Regions from separate parts of the Mus musculus genome. Here region 1 is linked to region 2. The links are chromatin contacts, found by Hi-C in ENCODE. All regions are on one chromosome and are shown on one strand. Each heading gives the region's core, a stretch centred on a gene start or an enhancer-like site at or near the end of the contact. The rest is flanking DNA. Distances are from core to core; before and after follow the strand shown.

Evidence for each region. A loop is a pair of places that touch in the nucleus more often than their neighbours do.
Region 1: a loop to region 2 is called in a map of left cerebral cortex, with 2.5 times the contacts of the local background. The contact joins the promoter of Cacna1e here to the enhancer-like site in region 2. A Hi-C loop is called at or near these places in 1 of 37 maps with a recorded cell type or tissue (left cerebral cortex).

What each region holds. Positions count from the first base shown.
Region 1 is chr1:154,724,399-154,730,375 of GRCm38, reverse strand. It overlaps Cacna1e (calcium channel, voltage-dependent, R type, alpha 1E subunit), which reads left to right and starts at 4,456. Exons shown (of 47, transcript NM_009782.3): 1 at 4,456-4,725. The coding sequence starts at 4,457.
Region 2 is chr1:154,499,351-154,504,939 of GRCm38, reverse strand. The region is part of intron 7 of Cacna1e (calcium channel, voltage-dependent, R type, alpha 1E subunit); the gene reads left to right. Among named protein-coding and RNA genes, the nearest start is that of Cacna1e, 220 kb to the left of the region's middle. Within about 2 kb of position 4,284, at least 1 of the 3 ENCODE cell types and tissues checked has a DNase peak (open chromatin) inside an H3K27ac peak, as active enhancers do; it is left cerebral cortex, where a contact is called at or near this core.

The DNA.
Region 1 (5,977 bases), core at 3,207-5,706, 230 kb before region 2:
CCTGCCTGGTCTGGGGATACTGAAATGGCTTTGCCTCCCTTCTCTTACATACGAGGCTGAAAATACTCCTGTCAGTCTTCCTCGATCTTGTCTGACAGTTGAATTGTTCACAGGAGTATCAGGGATACAGGAAAAAGGATTCTGAAATGTAATAATCTGTATATGTTCAATAATCTGGGAAAGTTTTTCAGTGGCTTCCTCTGCTCCTATTGAATTCTGAGTCTGCAGATCACAGCTTGCAGGGAAACATGCAGAACATTTGGCTGCTACATCCTGAGCATCCCTCACCCCCGATCTCTCTCTCTCTCTCTCTCTCTCCTCCTCACCCCTCTGCTCCTCCCTCCCGTGTGTGTGTGTGTGTGTGTGTGTGTGTGTGTGTGTGTGTGTTGGTAACCTTGTGCCCAATAAGGGGGTATGAACTTCTTGGGAGCTGTGAGAGGAATTGCTGGTAGTGTGAAATGGAGGGTGTAGATCTCGACAAAGTTCCACTGAGAGTGGCATAGAGCTGGTGACTGATTTAGGACTTCTGAGCTCTCAAGGTTGGTTCCTGAGGTACTGTATTGCTAAGTACTTGTACTCAGAGTGCTGTCTCAGGAGTGACCAGTAGATGGTGCTCTGGCAACAGGGAAATAAGACTTCTGGCTCCCTGAGGCTGAGAAAAGGGTTTTCCAAGGGTTTTAAAACTGGTTTCCAGAGTTCTGATCAGTTGCTGCTTCTCCACACTTCCATTTGTGGTCTTTAAGAGAACAGTAAAACCAGGGGGAAACATACTTACCAGATTTCCATACAAGGATCATGATGGCAATGTTCTGGCCACTCCTGATAGTTCCCTTTAGTGTGGTTCCTGGAATATTTAGGCACCGGTCAGAATTCATCTTGAGAGTAGGAGGCAGGGCATCCACAGGCTTAGCATCATTGTGTCTCCACTTGATGATATACACGTTGCAATTATGTAGCATGGCTATTAGAAACTGAAAATCAGATCCATTAGATGTTTACACTCTGCCTTTTATCAGATCGGAACCAACACCTCATGACTCCGAAGCTCTGCTGTTCTGTGGTCTGAATCAGCACCTTAATTCACGCTCCTCTGGGCTGTGAGGGCTATAGTAGTGCCCTGCTGTAGGGCTTATGTACACTGGTAGCTATAACAATCGCTGGTGCAATTTAATCTTTAAAACGGTATCCACCTGACAAGTTGCAAAGTGAAGAGAAGGAAGCCAGTATAGAGACCCAGAGGTCTTAAAGCTCTCAAAGCTGTGACATTCAGGTTGAAGGGGAAAAGAGAAGAACACGCCTCAGCTTTGCTGCCCTTAAACCAAGCCCCCTTCTAAACCTACTGATGCCATAATATTTTCCCTGGCCCTCTGGGACTGCTTCTCCAAGAATCCTAATGAACTCTACCACAGAGCCATTCCTGCTCCCGAGTAAACTCTGCCTAGATGTTGGTAAAGCCTGCTCCGTGGGAATGCAGGAAGGCTAGGCTCAGCCCCATGAGGTCCCAGTGTGGCCAGTGTATTGTCTTGCATATTCTAGGCTTCTAAAGAATTCAGCAGTCACAGGACTCACAGAGTATGGAAGAAAGAGGAACCCGAATCAGTACTAGATTTTGGCTTACTGGGTAAAGAGACAAGGCAGGAGTCCTTAGTCTTTCTCGGAAGTACTTGTGGAAGGTAAAAGGCTAGTGTGCCCTGTTTAGCAAACAGACACAGAGGCATGATGAGGAAGGTGTTATGTCTCATCCTTGAAGTGAGCTTTAGAGCAGAGCTTGCTAGGCTATACAATCTCGTGGAAGTTATGAAAGACACATCATTTATGTCATCATCCATATGGCTCATTATTTAATCCCCAATGTCTAAAATAGTGTCTGTTGTGGGGAATGTACGCAAATATATTTGCTAAATGAATGGTTTGTATGGCTCCTCTGCTATGGAAGATCAGATTTTTTTTAGTCCCGTGAAGTTTACAGAGCTCTGAGATAGCCACTCTGTCTAGGTGACCATCTAGTGAGACTTCACAGCCACCTTCCTTTACTCTGTCTCCTAATAAGCTCCTCGGCAAAGTGAGATCACAATAACAGGTGGCACTGGCACACTTCCAGCCGAGATTTGATCTGAAATGATCTCCGATGAATCCCAGGGTCAACACTCGCTTCCTGAGGGCAGGGGTGATTGCAAGGCATCCCTGTGTTGAGGCCATTTCTTTGCATTTCTTGTACACAGACCCTTTTCTGTCACACACACCTACACACTCAACATTCTCATACAACAGACATGTATCAGTGCACACACATAGACACTCACAGACACATACAAGTAGGAATACACGTGCCCAACACCCAGACACCACTTTATCTCTTAATCAGTTAATTTCACACACTGCCTTTCAGGCCTGCCGAGGTGGCGCTGCCCTCATGGTGACTTCCAACACTGGGGCTTTGGTTTGCCTTTGCTTACGTCTTCAGCCAGCCCTTGCCCTCAGCGCTTCCTTCGCTTCCGTAGAAAGGTTATGGATACAACTATGTGTTGAAGCCAAGGGTGAACATAAGTCAAGGAAAGTATGTTCCAGACAGTGCAGATGATGGGAGGGGACAGGGATAGACTGTCCACGGAGTCTCCTGTAGGCAAGGACTAGATTGTTAAACACAGAGCTTCTTTCTCTGGACTACATGTCCTCCCTCTGCAGCTCAGACACTTTTTTTTTTAAAATGACATAGGTTTGAGAAGATCAATGGACCTTGGTTGAAAGTAAAAGGTGGTGGTGGGTGGGAAACCCCCTTTGTTAGGATTTTGAGGGCACTTTGCTTAGGCTCTCTGTCTGGGGATTGGAATATCTGGGCCACCTGCCAGGAGGAAAGTGGAACCCAATCTAGAAGGCTGCTTTGTAAGGTCCCTTAGGGTCCATAGGACAGAAGGTCCCAGAGAAGCAGAGGTACTTCTCTATGAGGTCTGTTAAGTGTTGGTTTAGGAAGAGGGCACTCTCTTTGCCCTGGGGATCCCTGTTGATGGTAGTGGAACCTAGGAGATCCAAAGCAGAGGCTACAAGATCCTAGGGTGGGGTGCACAAGTCCCTACTCTCCACTAGAGCAGTGGCGAGCAGAACCCTATGCAGAGTATGGAAAGAGGCACAGCCCTGAGTACCCTTCCTAGGACCAAAGAGAGTGTTCCTGGACAGGTCTTTGATCTGTTGCAGAGAGTCTGCAGGCATCACCAGCTTCAGTGGGCCTCTCTTTTCCATCTCCTGAGGGAACCGCGACTCTTCCTTGGACCCTTGCCTAGGTAGCCTTCAGTCAAACGAATTCACAAGCCAAACCAGCCTCACCACGCTGGACTCTGAGAGCCCCGCCCCCGCGTCTCTCTCGGATCCTTGGCCACCTTGCTGCGCTGCTGCGCTGTGCTCCTCAACCTGCCCTTAAGCATCGTCTCTGCTCTCTGTAGCCAGGAAGGCCGGGAGGAGAAAGAGCTGGTCTTTGGTGAGGAAGTTCGGTATGTGGATTAAGTCCTATGCCCTGCCATCACTAGCTAGGCTGACTGCAACCTGTTCCTCACTGCGACCGCCCGCCCGCTCGCTCGCTCGCTCTCCCACCCTCTTCCCGGCGCAGCCGCGGATCGCTGTTGCATGCTGATCCTGGGAGGCGGCGGCGGCGGCGGCAGCGGCGAGCGCTCTGGGCGGATGCTGGCACTTGGGCTTCGCTGCTCTCTGGTTGCTGCTCAACTTCTACCCCAAAAGCAGGAGCTGTGAAGTCATTTGCCCCTCTCCGGCTGGTTCGACTTCTCATCTTCATTTTTCGGGCGATGCGGTTTACGCAGGAACCTTAGTACCGCTCTCCCCCCCACCTCCATCTCCCTCTCTCCAACCTTTGGATGCATCTCCGCTGGCAGATTTAAAGAGCCAAGTCTTGGCTGTGGAATTTCTTAGATGGACTTGCAGGGGCTGGCGTTCTAAAGCATGTCACCGTAGCTGGCCCTTGTCTTTTTTTCTTTTCATTTTTTTCAAAGTTCTTTTGTTTTCATTTCCTTCTTCCTCTCTACCCCTCACCCCGACCAATAAATCAGCAAACTGTTACCTAGCGGACCAGTGCCTGCCTTTCTCTCAGCCAGGTGGTACGTGTGCCAGAAGAGGAGCTATGTTTGAGGACCGACCTTCTCCACCCCTCTCCGGTCCCTGAACACCACCCCACGCTGGCATTTTGGGGGAAAATATTCCCTCTAGAAGCCCTACCCCCTTCTTCTTCTTCTTCTTCTTTTTTTTTCTTGAGGAATGGAGCTTCGCAGAGGTTGCCTTTAGATTCAACAGTTCAGAGCAGGGCTGAAGAGCCTGCAGGGGTCCCCAGAGGCGGTGGTCCCTGCGCCTGTGTGGATAAGGCTCTGAGCCTGCCTGTGTCTTTTCTGCCTCTTGTTGTGTGCGGGTGTTCGGCGATCACCTTTGTGTGTCTTCTGTCTGTTTAAACTTCAGGATGGCTCGCTTCGGGGAGGCGGTGGTCGTTGGCAGGCCAGGCTCAGGCGATGGAGACTCGGACCAGAGCAGGAACCGACAAGGAACCCCCGTCCCGGCCTCGGGGCCGGCGGCCGCCTACAAGCAGTCAAAAGCGCAGAGGGCGCGGACTATGGCTTTGTACAACCCCATACCAGTCCGGCAGAACTGTTTCACGGTCAACAGATCCCTGTTCATCTTCGGAGAAGATAACATTGTCAGGAAATACGCCAAGAAGCTCATCGATTGGCCATATCCTTTCTTACCCACCATGACTTCCCTCTCCCCCTTTGCATTCCATCGGGTGAGGGGGGGCACCTAGCATGGAATCTATTCCCCACCCCTTCCTGGTGCCAAAATTTGCCCCTTTGCTCAAGTGCACCCTACCTTGTTGCATTCACGGGGCAAGCCTGATGCCCCGGAGACCTATTTGGGCAGTAGTGGTTTTCAAGGTAAGACTTTTGGTTTTGGGGATTATTTTCCATGTGGAAATCTCTAAGTGTACTTAGGTGCCTGGTGTGGAGACATCTGCCTCTTTCTGGGCTTTGTCTGTTTCTTGGCCACCCCCAAAGTCCTAACCCTTTCAGAAGCTGCACTCCATGTGGTTTGGCTTACCTCAAATCTCAAGGATTCTTTCATAATCAGTTCTCTCTTTTCCACCACTTAAGCCAGTCCCTCTGCTCCCATTCCTACCAGCTGGGAAGACACTTGCACTGTCTGCCAGCAGAGAAGTTGAGGTTCTGGGAGGGATTTGCCAGATGAGAAGCTCCAAAGAGTAGACCCATGTATACAAGAAGACAAATGAGTACTTATGAAAAAGGCGTTGGGCTAGGGACTCAGCTAACTCTGGAGACCAACTTTAAGTTCTACTGAAAGTGAATGCCTGTCAGGGGAGATGATCATGTCACCACCAGCCCAAAGAGCTCAAAGTTGGAGTTCTTTCTTCAGGCAAGGAGGTGTGTTCTTCCTTTCTTGGTCCTGGGTTGTTACTCTTGCTTCTTAATGTTTGCCATACCTGGCTGCTCTCCCAGTATACTGAACCATAGATCTACTGGGCCTGAACCCATCAGCTGAGGGTCAGAGGTGTGCAAACAATTTCTCTCTAAAGCCAAGGGTGTTGCTCTTTACAAGGAGTGGGTAGGTCATCTATGGAGGTGATGGTTTGGGAGTAAAAGGCTAGGATGGAAGAAACATCTTTGCAGGTTTTACCAAGCGCACTGAATGCAGGCTGCTGATCAGGCAGCTTCCTGCCTGCTCTGCACTAAGAATTTGCATGCCTGTCAAGGCCATTAGGAGTTGAGGTTGGTAGGGTGTTTCAGGGGATTACAGGAGGCAAGCCAATGTTTTGAGGCTAGATGTGGGGGGTCCTCTTGGGGACAGGGACTTTGGTGCCTCTGGAGACATGGTTCTTGGGAAGAATACACCTGCAAAAGAGACTCCTCCTCTTTGCCCCATGCTCCCTCCCCCAACCCTCCTCTCAGGTGTGCAGCAGTGAGAAAGCTGA
Region 2 (5,589 bases), core at 3,035-5,534:
CCTCCCCACCTAGGTGTTTACATTCAAGACAGAAGCAAGAGGTCTGCCTATACCAGGTCCCTAAACTCTTTCTTCCTCCCTCAGCCTCCCTTGTATTTCCACCATCCCTTTTCCCATTAGCTTTGAACCTTCTCTGTATTCCACTGGCCTAATCTAAAGCTCATGGTGGTGCTTGTTTTCATAAGCCAGAGTTTTTGACAATGAGCTGTGACATTTGACCTTTTCGAAAGGGCTCTTATGAAATTATCTGAGGAGGTATAGATCAGTGGATTCTGAGAAGCATAATGCTCATTACAAAGAAAACAAATATATATACTCACAGATTGGTGGGTGTGTAATGGCCAACCTGGGAATAGTTCTCACTCACCCCTTTGAGCACAGCAACACAGCTCCTTCCTCCTCCTCCTTACCCCCCTCCCCCCTCCTCCTCCCCCTCCTCCTCCTCTGCACCTCCTCAATTTTTGGGGAGGGAGCCACTTGCTATGCTGCCTCAGAGGAGAGCAAAATGTGTCTCTTAAAAGAACACAGCCATTTGTTCTCTGTCAGGATGCCTCTTTCATACTGTAATTAGAGTGCTGTGGGGGGTGTGAGTGGGGGAGAAAGAAGAATATGAAATGCTCCTACTTCCCTGTGGCTTATTCTTCCTGCACCACAGGGTTTTGAACCCAGTGAAATATTGTGACTGAAACATACACTATTATATGCGTACACAGAGAGAGGAAGCGACATGTGCGCCTTTGAGTTCATGCCTTGATAGTATCTATGTGCCAAACTGAGGTGGCACAGGCTGGTGGGTAATTACACAGAGTGAGAGAGCTGAATTCTGCTCTGTAGCTCTTGTCTTTCACCGTTTCCTAGCTCTTGCAACACCCCAGAGCCTTTATAGTCCTTTCCTAAAAGGTTTTGTTTGTATGGATATTTGTTTAGCTTTTGCAAGGCTTGGGATTGAACTCAGGACCTCATACATGCTAGCTAAGCAAGCGCTACATACTGAGCTGTGCTGTGCTCTGCCTTGAAAGGTTTTAAAGACAACCATGTGAGAACTGTCACTTGTCACTGCCCATAGTACATGCTCTTCCATGATCATCCATCTAATGGAAGGGAACAGAGAAATTTGTGGAACAAACAGTGCAACATTCAAGAATATTTGCAGTGGTTGTTTTGTTTTCAGTTTTATTTGTGGCAGTAGCAACAATGGGTTTTGTTCAGCTGAAAATTGTTAGCATCTTTCTAGCACATGGCAGCAGAGGAGAAGGTGGTGGAGAAGCCACCCTGGCTCTGATCAATCCACAGGAATGATCTTTGCAGCACTGGACACATCTTGTGTAAATAACAGAGCAATGGTGCTATTGGTTCTTCTGTTCTTTAATATAAATGTGTTATGAAATCCAGCTGAGTTGCATGCAGAGATGAGCCCCTGATCTTCCTCTACTCCAAACCCTGCTTTGCCCAATGCTCTTCCCACTTTGGTAAATTTCACTTCTTCCTTCTTGGCCACTAAAATCCTCAGGGTGGTCCTTGATTACCCTCTATATCAGAGAGGTCAGTGTGTCCTCTTAGCCCTACCTTCAGATTATATCCAGAACTTGAATATTTCTCAATAGTCACACTCTGTCCAAGGCCAAGGTCAATTGAATATGTTCTAGAAGCCTTTGCTGATTCTGTCTCTAAGTCCCCTCCAGTCTCTCCTCAACAGGGCAGCCCGAGACAGTCTTAGCAAACTTCAATCAAATCTTGTAATTACTCTGCTATATCCCAAGTGATGGTGTCCTAGTTGTACTGTGAAGAATCGATTCTTCTCCCCCTCCATCTAGCCTCACACTTTCTTACCTCACCACATTCATCTTCCACTGATTCAGTCATCTCTGTCCATATTGCTTTGCTTCTTGCATTCCATGCCTCTGCCCAGAATGTTCCCTGTGCTCCAATGCTGTTGTGTCCTTGCTGCCACCTCCCACCTCTCCCTGGCATGCCTCTCCCGAGATACATCTGCATGAGTCCCTCCTTTGTATACCTCTTGCCCTTCCCATGTATACTCATTGAGGCCTTTACTGGTCATTTAACCACAAAGTCTGTCCTTCCCTCCAGACCTACTATACATTGTCTGTCTTCTGTTCCCTTGAGCGTGGGTCAGTATACTCCAGGCTGCATATTATTCTCATCTCCTCTGCCATTGCCTTGCATGGGAATGTAACCTATCCGAGGATAAATATTTGCATATAAATGATTGATGTTGAGTATCATCATATGTAGGTTACTTTTGCTTCAGTGTGACAAAAACACCTGTCAGAAACCAATTAAATGGGAGGGACAGGGGGATTCACTTTGGTTCCTGTTTTCAGAAGGTCCGGTTCATCGCGGTATTTAATGTCCATTAGAATTTGTCAGTTATATCCTTTCAGGCCAGAAAGCAGAGAAAGGGTGATAGGGTTCTGCTAGGTTTCTTCTTTTCTCTTTTTTAATCCATCTGTAGCCTGAGCCCAGGGAACAGTGCCACCCACATTCAAGGTGGATCTTTGTTCCTCAGTTAATTCTCTACAGAAACAGTCTCACAGACATGCTTGGTATGTGCCATGCCATCTTCTAGGCTGTTCTCAATGTGTTCAAGTTGACAATGAAGATTAACCATTACAATCATATTCTGAAACAATGCCCAGGATACAGCAGGCACTTGGAAATTGTGTTTTGGAGATGGGATGGACGGATAAAGAGGAGAATCTTGGGAATAAATTATCTCTGTTATGCTATATTCTCAGAAATGGCATTAGTACTTACAAAAGACAGAGTAAATTCTATGTGCTAGCTATCAGACTGGATTTCTTGTTCTTGTTATTTAGTCCCCATAATGACCATTTAAGATGGCTGCAGTGTTTATTCTGAGTTTACAGATGCAGAACCAGATTTAAGAGATTTCTTCAGGTTATCTGTGGTAGAGATGGGATCCAAACCAACGTGTGTCCAACGTCAGAGTCTTTCATCACTGTACTTCAATACTACCAACATCAACTTTTAGATTAAAGAGCAAAACAGGAAACAAATTTCCACTCATTCATTATCCCCACTTCAGGTAAATAGCCTGGCCTTCTTTCCCTGTATCTACAAAATAAAAAGACTTCAGATTAGAAGGTAAAGCAAAAAATGTTATCCTTTCTTTGAGTTCCTATGGCATCTGCCTCTTTGAATCTCCATGATTAAAAGGCTATGAGAGCGTGGAGCTTGGCAAGCTAAACAAATGCACAGGTCAGCTTCCATGTGTTGTAAACTATGGGCTGACAAGCCAGTGGTCCTCTCTTTGCTTTAGCTTTTCTGGATATGAAAGTTGGGCTAGGGCAGATAATTTTGTAGGTTGTGGCTGCAAGATATCCTGATGTGAGAGATCTGTGGTCTTTCCTTTATTGTTGTGGATATAGAGCGGAGGAGCAGAGGCTGGAGATTTCATTTCATAGAATGCCATTTATTTTCCATAACCAATTTGAAGAAGAATCACTGCTCTTAGGAGGCCCCCACTAAAGTGCCTAGTTTGGAGTGTGGATAACACTGCGTGTCTGAGCATTTGCATCGGAACACTCACCCTGATTATGAGAGTCAACAATGGATGGGATCTTGAAGGCCAGGTTCTGTTTTAGCCATCTTTTATTGACAACCTAAGTCTCCTTAAATCCTTCCTGGAACAAGTCAAGGGCCAAGACATAAATAACTGTAATGTTACTGAACTGTGTGACCTTCAGCAAAGTGTTTGCCTGCTCTGGGGCTGTGTTTGCTTCTCTGGAAAGTGGGAGGAAAAGTTCCCCAGGTTCATAACATTGAACACCGAAAACATAGCGGTGAACAGTCTTGCCCTGGATCACCCCAGTCTCCTTTCCAACAGAACCACGGTGAAAGCAAGAGCTCCCACACAGCCGCTGACTTCGCTGATTTCTGTGTTTGCTTCAGAATACTTAAGCCTGACAATGTTTTTTTTCTTGGTACCTAACCTAAATCCCTCCTTCCAGAAGCAAGGATCATAGAAGGATATTGGCAAGGTTCCCTTGTGGGTAGCAAAGCCTTCTGAAATGATGAACTCTGAAGATTGATAGGAATGTGATCGGGTGGCATTTGTGTGCACTGTAAAGTCCCTCCCCTTCCCCCCACCTCCTCACCCCTGCCACGCATATACTTCAGAGTGCTGGTGGTATGAGCATGTGAATCTATGCCAATGTGTGTGTGATGAAGCATGCAAGTGTGTACAGGAGTGTGGGTAAACAGATCTTTGAGTCATACAGGCCAGTCCATCCTGGCAGGCTTTGTCTTCCTTTCTGGTTGCCATGACAGCAGCAAGAGCCTCTGCATCAGTAAACAAAGCTCCCTGGATGCACTGAATCAGGAGCAGTGCTCTGGAACTAGGGGATAAGCCAAGAGCTGGTAGTCTTTCCCCAGAGGGTTTTACAACAGTTCTTCCTAAATATTTTGTCAGTAGATGAGCCAAGCAACTCCCTTTCGTTTATGTTGGGGTAGGAGGTAAGGCAGCATGGCCCAGAGCAAGGCTTTAGTGACCCTCACTTCAGGTCCCTAGGATTCAGCAAACAAGATGATACATCCTAGATTTGTGCTTGACCAAAGCTCCTCTTGTCATTACCTCATGGGCTAACACCAGCTACAGAGATCAACTGAGATGTGAATTATCTGTGACAACAGCTCCTTTATAGCTTGATAAATTCACAAAGTAGAAATCAATTTTCATATTAATATAAGCATGATTTGGAAGTGAAATCTGTCTTCTCTCCTTTTATCCCTCCAGGCATATATGATACATGCTTGGGGCATCCTTCCTTTGTTTGAGATTATTCATGTGATATTTCTACTTTCTACTTTATTTTATTGTGAAAATATAGAATTGGCTGCATATAGGAGTTGATTTTAACAATTTATGGCTCCCGTGGAAACTACTGGAAAACAAACGCAGCCACAAATATAAATCCAATAACAAAAATGAAATAAGCCCTCTACCACAGTATTCAAAAACCAAGTTTCTTACATCCAATAACTGAAATTTAGGAACTCGAACTTAGCATACACATGCAGAGACCAAAATGGAGAGTCAGCCAGATCCAACTCCAGCTCACCTTCTTTCAGGATTCTGTGTCTTGAGGGGACCTGTAAGTGATCCTCACAGGGGATCAGAATGGGAAGAGGGGCAACCCCATACTATGAATGGCAAGAGTAAGAAAAGGCCAATGAAGGCCAATTCAGGTGTGTTTGTGATTGTCCTATCTCTTTACAGGTCACTGTTCCTAGAGAAGACTTGTTCTAGCTTTGCTTGGGAACACAGAGTTTTAATGAGATAATCTCTCAATGGACAAGTCCTCACCAATTAGCCTAGACCAGTGGTTCTCAACTTTCCTAATGCTGTGACACTTTAATACAGTTCCTCATGTTGTGGTGACCCTCAACCATAAAATTATATTTGTTGCTACTTTATAACTTTGTTATTTTGTTACTGGCATGAATCATAATGTAAATATCTGATATGTGACTCCCGTGAACGAGTTGTTTGATCCCCAAAGGGTTCACGACCCATAGGTTGAGAACCACTGGTCTAGACTGACTGGC